Linked DNA regions of Homo sapiens: region 2 is linked to region 1. A link is an interaction called in ENCODE POLR2A ChIA-PET data of the cell type or tissue named here. Cell type or tissue: A673. All regions are shown on one strand. Each heading gives the region's core, and the rest is flanking DNA. Links, peaks and the distances in the headings are about the cores only. Region 1 has its middle 160 kb from the start of LINC03069. Region 2 overlaps LOC105372130 (a long non-coding RNA gene).

Region 1 (4,403 bases), core at 329-4,328:
CAGTGGAGAACAATGTTAATATTAAGATAAAGGAAATTTATTGAGGTCAGAAATTTCCTGAGAAATAATGATCTATGAGAAGAAACTGAAATGAGTAGGAATATCCCCTACTGCTCTGTTATCATTTCACTACCTCCTTCTATTAGAACACACATTTGAGAGCTGACTTTTATCATCACGTAGACTAATTTCCCAGTTTGAAGGTTTTCAACCATAATACTCCATATAGCAGTGTGAAGATTTTAGCTTTTTAGCAATAATTATTAAGAGGAAATCTTTCAACACTTTTTTTCTATGTTCCACTTACATTTATGCAGGTGTAGTTTGTACTATGGATTGCAGTGGCTCTGCCCTGCACAAAGTCCCAGCATGCCTCTACTATGAAGGAATGGTGGTACACTCTGGAAAGTTTCTACTGGTTTTATATGTAGCTGTTGATTATTGAGTTTTTTTTCACAAGTGTTTGTGTACCTTGTTTGCCAATTAATATTATAGCTCTAGAACTAGTTTTGTACTGATCCACCCATATATCTACCTTTTTTATGCCTTGTGTCAGAAATAAGTTGAGATGCCTTACAAAATATAAAATAAAATTATAAAGTAACAGTTACAGAAAATGAGATAAAGACAAAATAGTAAGAAAGAAGAAATAAAGCTAAGAATGAGTTTAGCAGGTCTTCTACCTATTCTAGAAGTAGGCCATAAACTCTAGTGGCTAATGCATAGAGAGAGAGAGAGTCAGAGACATCAAATCTTGGTCCCTTAAAGCCTTTGGCTTCCCCAGAAATAGTAAGGGGCAGGTACAGCAGGTGAGAGCAGGCCAGCTGTAATGTTTCAATATTCTTCACCAACCTGTTCAGCCAGAAGAGTTTGTTTTATATGGTGTGAGATTCCGCATAAGATTTAAGGTTTAAAAAGCATCCTTCACTAAAAGACATATTTGAAATCCAGAGAATTCACAGTGGTTCTAAGAGTCAAGCCAGCTTGCCTGCAGGTAAACATACCCATTATTTGTACTATGAATGGAGGGCAGTATCCTTAACAACACCTTTGAAGAGAATTGTGGCAGATAATATATGCTCCTAGCTGAAGGTTTAAGTATATTCTCCATCAATTTATTTATTCAACACAAATTTATCAAACACTCACCATGTGAATTGCTTATAGCATGGAGATAAGAGGTAGGTGGTATACGACTGAATAAAAAGTATGTTTTTGATTTTGAGAAATATTCTCTGAGATCAGTCATATGTGAATAATTAAACAACAATACAGACAGTAAGAGTAGAACCATCAAGATCAGACAACGAAAGTTTTGTAATCAGAGGAAAGAGAGTGAATTTTGCCACAGTTATCATAAAGTCTTCTTGGAATGAGACAAACCCGAGTTAACCTTTAAAGAATGTCCAGGGTTCAGATATATGGAGAAACGTGGGGAAAGCACACAGGTATATTGGTGTGCTGAACACACAGATCACCAGAGAGGAAATAAAATAGGAGCTTTTAAGAAAAGATGCTGCTGGGTGTGGTGGCTCAGGCCTGTAATCTCAGCACTTCTGGAAGCCAGGGCAGGAGGATGGCTTAAACCCAGGAGTTTCAGATAAGCCTAGGCAGCATAATAAGACCTGTCTCAAAAAAAAATGTAAATTAGTTGGGCATTGTGATGCATACTTGTAGTCCCAGCTACTCTAGAGGTTGAGGCAGGAGGTTTGCTTGAGCATAGGAGTCTGAGACTGCAGTGAACCATGATCATGCCACTGCACTCCAGCCTGGATGACAGAGCAAGACTCTGTCTCAAAAAAACAAACAAAAAAAGAAAAAGTGCTAAGCATGTGTATTAGTTTATTTCACACTGCTGATGAAGACATACACGAAACTGGGCAATTTACAAAAAAAGAGGTTTAACTGGACTTACAGTTCCACACTGCTGGGGAAGCCTCACAATCATGGTGGAAGGCAAGGAGGAGAACGTCAGGTCTTACATGGATGGCAGCAGGCAAAGTGAGAGAGAGCTTGTGCAGGGGAACTCCTCTTTTTAAAACCATCAGATCTTGTGAGACTTATTCACTATCATGAGAACAGCACGGGAAGGATTTGCCCCATGATTTGATTACCTCCCACTGGGTCCTTCCCACAACATGTGGGAATTCAAGATGAGATTTGGGTGGGGACACAGCCAACTCATATCAGCATGAGTTTTTGATAGGAAAGAGAGAGAGAGAGAAAGAAAGAGAGGATGAGGGAAGACGGGGAGGATTTACACCCTGTATGTGAAGACCCTGGGGTTTACTGATGTTCTACTGTGCATGATATGGCACCTGAAGATGCCAAGTGCTATTTTTCCCCATGGTGTAGAGAATTTATGTGTAACAGACATCTCAGCTACAGAAGGGAAAGAAGACATCCTAGAGTGGAATGAAGTGCACAAAGTAGGGCAAATAGCTTTTGAGATTAAGGCTATACTTACCAATAAGTCTAGTTCAATCACTCTTTTTTTTACAAAACTTCCAGCATTATTCCACATTTTGTAAGATGTTTGATTTTAATAAAGAGTCATTCTTTTGGAGGCAGTGTATTACATAAAAGAATACTGAATTTGCACCCCAGCTATTACTTGTATGGCCTTGGATAAGTAATGGCTTTTCTGAGTCTCTCCCTTTCATCATTTTCAAAATGGAGATAATAATGGATAATCTCCCTAGTCACAGAGCTGTAGCGAGAATTAAATCATCGTTGTATCTGTAAAAGCTGCCATGATTTACGTAGCTTAGAGTATCCCTGGGAGGATACACAAGAAACTAACTGATTGCAATATAGGTGGAGAAGTGATAAACTGGATAAGAGGAGCAGGGCAATAATGGTTAGAGAGGAGAAGGAAGACTTTTTTTACTTTTCACTGAATAGCCTTTGGACTTTCTTGCATTTTGTACTAGGAATGCTCATCACCTATTCAAAACTAAATAATAAATAAGGAATAGACTTAATTATCAGAAAAAATAAGATAACTACACAGTCATGTTATTATCTAGGTCAAGGATCAGCAAACTATGGCTCTCAGGTCAAATCCAGACTGCTGTCTGATTTTTGTAAATAAAGTTTTATTGGAACACAGCAACACCCATTACAAGTTATTTATGGCTGCTTTCAAGCTGGCCACTAAGTTACAACTTCAGACTTGATTAGTTGCAACAGGGTTGGCTTGGAGAGCCCAAAATATTTATTATCTGGCCCTTCCTGGAAAATGTTTGCCAACTCCTAGTCTAGATGTTATCCAATGCTTTGAAATTTAAAGCATCTTGTTCTCTTTTTTGAAAAAGTTATATTTTTATGTGTGCTTTCTTTTCTCTCTTTCTCTCCTAATGAAGGGGGACTGTAGTTGATACCTCTTTCCACATTCTTAGCACATACCAGCGTGCCTTCCACATGGTAGAGCTCAGTGTGTTGTTGATTGAATTTACTTTTCATTCTAATGAACTTGAGAACATTAATAGTTAATTTTGCCATGCTGAGTATATATAATAAAAATTTTCCTATTGAAATTCTATATAATTTCATTCATTTTTAGATGTAGTTTATTATTCTGGTTGTGGCTCAGAAATCTAGGCTTATAGTCAGAAAGTATTGCTTAGTGCTTTGATAACTTATGACTCCCTATATGATGCTGAGTTTGAGCTGAAGTTTCCATATCTGTATTCTGGGGATGATAATACCGCATCCTCCTTGCTCCACAGGGATGTTCTGAAGACACCCAGGGTAGAAGCACTGTGTCATTCAAGCATTCCTGATGGCTGGAGAGCCATCCTCAAAGTGGCACTGGCAAAGTAAGTTTTCTGACTCTTATTTGTTACAAAGGTAAAAAGATGTGGCTATGGAAATGTTCTCCATGCAATTAGGAAAAACAATATTTGCTAAGAGTAAACATGAGTGTTTACATTGATCGAGACTTTTCCTACATGTAGGGCAGTATCTTCATGATAGTCGGCTTTTACAGCATCCTGACATTGACATTCCCAGGAGTGCAGGCGTTAGCAGCACTATCCTTTCTCTGGACTCTGTCTGCTGCCATTAACCCATGCTCCATCCTCCTCTCCAATACTGCTCAAACAGTGGCCCTTTTTCTGAGTGGGAAGCTCATTAACAGGGCTAGGCTACTCACACTTCATACGGAATCACACGGATTGTGCTAGAGCCTTAAAATCCCTTCAGTAGGAGGTTCTGGCTCTTCACTTGCAACAGGTTTATGCTCATTTTGTTAATTCTGAAAATGTGACAAAATGTATGGGGATATTGCAACCAGCATGTGGAAAATCAAGTGATACCTCGACCTCCTGATAGACCGATACCGAAATATAATTAGAATGTGCATCATATAACCATGATGCATAGTGAGCCAAAAGGGGGAA
Region 2 (4,403 bases), core at 131-4,130, 580 kb after region 1:
AGGAGTTTGAGACCAGCCTGGCCAATACAGTGAAAGCACGTCTCTTACTAAAAAAAAAAAAAAAAAAAAAGCCAGGCATGGTAGCGGGTGCCTGTAATCCCAGCTACTTGGGAGTCTGAGGCAGGAGAATCACTTGAACCCGAGAGGCAGAGGTTGCAGTGAGCCGAGACTGCACCACTGCACTCCAGCCTGGGAGACAGAGCGAGACTCCTGCCCGTAATCCCAGCTACTTGGGAGGCTGAGGCAGGAGAATCACTTGAATCCAAGAGGCAGAGGTTGCAGTGAGCCGAGATTGCACCACTGCCCTCCAGCCTGGGACACAGAGCGAGACTCCGTTTCAAGAAAAAAAAAAAAAGAAAGAAATACTAATTGAAACCACAATGAACTATCACTTTTCTTCCATTATTTCATTGTGAAAGATCTTTTTAAACGTGATAATAATCAGGATTAGGTAATATTATAGAAAAACAAGCACTCACACAATGCTGAGAGATTGTGAATTGACACTGTCTTTTTGAAGGGCAAATAGCCAGATTTAACAAAGTAAAAATATGCCTGCAATTCGACCTACCAATTTTATTTTCAAGAATTATAACTATAAATTGTTCCAAAAGATATAGACAGATGTTTATTGCAGCACTGTTTGTATCACTGCAGCATTGCTTATAATTTTGAAGAATGAGAACAAAAAAAATTGCCTATGTCAAGAGAGGACCCAATGTAGCTGAATTTTGAGCACAGAAGTGACAAATTGGAATTAGATATTAAACCACTTTTGCATTTTTAAAATAATTCCTACTCTGATGATTACAATTCCTTTACATTACTATATTAATTTGCTAGTACTATATTTAGAAAATGTTTGCATTTACACTAAAATTGTGCTTGTTAAATTTTTAACTCATTTCAGTATAAAATCATGATGATTTATTTATCTTCATTTATTTTCTGAATTTCACTTTGTTAGTTTTTATCCCTTTTCAACCATTTTAAGATTATGTGTGTGTGTGTTTGTTTGTTTGTTTTTGGAGGGAGAACAGCCTTGTGCTCAGTCAAAAAAAAAATTGTATTGCCTAACCTCTCTTACAGCTAAGTGACTAAGTTCAAGGCCATAAGTTACAATGGAAAGTTTGTGGGTACTTCAGGAAAGGCTTTTTAATGGGAACTAAAGCAGGTGGGAGGTATACCCATTTCTCCCTTTTCCTTCTTTCTTCCTCCTTCCTAGAATGTAAATGTTATGGTTGAAGCTCCAGTAGTTATTTTGGATGATGAAGTAATTTTGAGAATGAAAAGAAAGATGGTGGAGAAGAAAGAGAGATGAAGACTGAATCTTTGGTGACTATGAAGATATCTGTCTTCGCACTTCTTTTTAAGTGTGAAATGCTTTTGAATTTTTATTTGGTTTGCCAAAATGTTAGCTATACCTCATAGTCTTATATCATTTGAAAATTTGACAGGCATGCTTTCTTTGGCCCAACTTAATTTTTATTCCTCCAGGTTAATCCATTAATTAAAAACCTTTGGATATAATGATTCACTAACTATAAATTTCACTGACCATCCTCTTATGTAGTCAATATTTTATGTATTTTCCACCAAGGTAGAAACACTCTATCAACTACCTTACTAAAGTAAAGAGAGCCTAGATTTTTAAAATTCTCCTTAAATCTACCGGTGTTATAATATCTGGTCTTCATCCCAGGTTCTTGACAGGGAGCTTCGAAACCCTTGGAATTTCCTGAATGACAGGAATAGCTCTGTTACGCTAATGAGGTGACTCATGGTGAGACCCTAGATAGCTTCCGGATGGTGGCTGGTCACATGATTAGAGAATTGCGATTTTTGACTTGCCTGACCTCCAGGGAAGGGAGGGGGACTGGAGATTGAGTTCAGTCACATGGCCCATGATTTAATTAATCATGCCTATCTAATGAAACCCCAATAAAAACCAAAGCCCAGTGGAGGCTCCTGGTCAGTAAACACATTGATATACCAGGTGAGTGATAGGCCTACTCCATGGAGAGGGCATGGAAGCTCTGTGGTCCCTCCCAGACTTTGCCCTGGGTGTATCTTTTATAATAAAACTAACCATAGGTATAGTGCTTTCCTGAGTTTTGTGAGTTGTTCTATTGATCCCCGAATGGCATCATGGTGACCTCCTGGATTAGTAGCCAGTTTATCAGAAGCATGGGTGGCCCAGGAGACACCATTTAGAACTGGCATCTGAAGTGAGAATAATCTTGTGAAGGATTGAACCCTTTACTTGTGAGTCTGACACTAACTCCAGGTGGTTAACAACAGAATTGTATTGCAGTACACCCATTTGGTGTCTGAGTACTTCTCAAATTAATAATCTATGCAAAATAAAAGAAAAAACAACTAGGTTGTTTGTCTTGCTTAATTCTTGTAAACCCATCTTAGCTCCTACAATTATACTTTCTTTTCTAAATTAAGTCACCTCTGTAATGATGCGCTATGTAATTTTGCCATGAATCTTTATCAATCCCACCATGCCATAGCTTGCAAAACTCTCTATCATTTTACAAAGATTACCAGCTGATATGGAGATTTTATGTAAAAATCTTCAATTTGTAAGAAACATGAAATAATTTAATGTGATCGATTCACCCTTTTCCCAATTATTAGTTTTAGTTCCCTAGCTATAATGTTTGCTCTAGTTTTAAGCACGATTGCTGAAGAATAGTTCTGTATTTAAAAATACATTTTTTTTAGTAATTTGCATAAAGTGGTGATTCTCAACCAGGTGGTTTTTGTCCCCCACCTCTTAAAAGACATTTGGCAATGTTCGGAGATGTTTTTGTTTATTGTAACTGGGGAGTGGGGTGCTTCTGGCCTGTAGTGGATAGACGCCAATGATGTTGCTAATCCTATAATGCATAGGAAAGCCACCCACAACAAAGAATTATCTGGCCCAAATGTCACTAGGACCATGCCTGAGAAACCCTGCACTACGGTAACCTCAGGAGTAGAAGAGAAAGCGAGAACTTCATCCAGGTCTTCATGACTCCAGCTGATCTCAAAATGACCTCACTTTCTGTCTTTAAAGGCTCTCAACTTTTCATTTAAAGCAATTTTTACTTATCATCAGGATTTCCCTTTTAAGATCCACTTGCCTGTTAATAATCCCTCTTTTAGAAACTTTGGCCAAGGCATAGTATTTATTGTTTCTTTCACTTTTTAACATTTATTTTCCTAAAGTCTAAGATACCAAGGCTCTTCATGATTATGGTCCCAGCATGTTGTCATCTTTTCCCCCAGATTTCCAACACTTTCACATCACCCACACTTTTTCAGTGGTGAGAATGGAGTCATAAGGTAGTTACATCAATGATACTGAATTATCCAAAAGAATAAAATAATGCTCAACATGCTTCATAGATAATGCAAAAAGTGTCAACACTGCTACATACACAAAGCATCATCGCTTTTTATTATGCTTTTGTGTTTTTCTCTTAAGCAAGTGAAGTTTCAGATACCTAGACTCTCCTAATAAATGTTAGCCTTACTTCATGTAAGAAGACAGCATGATTTTAAAAACAGCAGGTATGATTTATATGGACAGTAGAGTCTTTTGTTCTGTCATGCATCTATTTAAGAAGGACCTAGTATAACTTAGAAAGGTACATTCCACTAAAGAAAGAGTAAAGTCACATCATGTTGGTCCTTTTGCTCGGCACTTCTCTCTTCTGCCACCATGGGAAGAAGGACATGTTTGCTTCCCCTTCTGTCATGATTGTAAGTTTCCTGAGGCTTCCCCAGCCATGCCTAACCTAACTGTGAGTCAATTAAACCTCTTTCCTTTATAAATTACCCAGTCCTGGGGATGTTTTTATAAGCAGCGTGAGAACGGACTAATACTCTGATCCTGTCAGCTGACCATGGCCATCAGATCAAGCCACTTACGAGCAGCATGCTGAAGAAAGAGGACCACAAGGTCAGTGCCAAGCGCTAAGCACAAGGAGAAATGCTGGTGCCACATGGAAGCCAGTGGCATTGCATTCGCAAGCACAGGTGAACTCTCTTGAGAGTGCAAAGTTGGAAATTAATGAAGAGTCCCTGGAATTCCTCCAGTCACACTGGAGGAGGATGAGCTGGAAAAACAGTGAGACTCAGGGAAACTGGTTGTCAGCATTAAGCATATCTAAATCAGCCTGGCCCCCTTCCATCTGAGCTTCTATACACATGACTCTACTTAATTCAATTTCAATTCAGTCACTTCGCGTCTACAACAAGTCAAAGGAAGTATTTCTTTTCTAGACATCTAAAGGACCACGATTATTTCAAAGTTATTTCAAGGTATTACACAGCCTTAATAATCAATTGAATGGCTGATTTTTTTTTTCTTTATCCAAGACCTAAAATTTTCTCATTAGATTTCAAGT

The links. ChIA-PET counts read pairs that join two places held together with the same protein. Peaks named below come from ENCODE experiments on the same cell type or tissue, not always from the same donor. Only the 100,000 strongest peaks of a DNase experiment are listed, where the experiment ranks them.
Region 2: POLR2A ChIA-PET joins it to region 1 with 6 read pairs; 2 of 35 experiments call an interaction of 5 or more read pairs at or near these places.

The regions. Positions count from the first base shown.
Region 1 is chr18:56,347,286-56,351,688 of GRCh38, reverse strand. No RefSeq gene overlaps it. Among named protein-coding and RNA genes, the nearest start is that of LINC03069, 160 kb to the right of the region's middle. In A673, for the core only: no CTCF peak of the experiment used is centred there; no DNase peak of the experiment used is centred there.
Region 2 is chr18:55,765,831-55,770,233 of GRCh38, reverse strand. The region is part of intron 2 of LOC105372130 (a long non-coding RNA gene); the gene reads right to left. Among named protein-coding and RNA genes, the nearest start is that of LINC01415, 14 kb to the left of the region's middle. In A673, for the core only: no CTCF peak of the experiment used is centred there; a DNase peak (open chromatin) is centred at 1,793.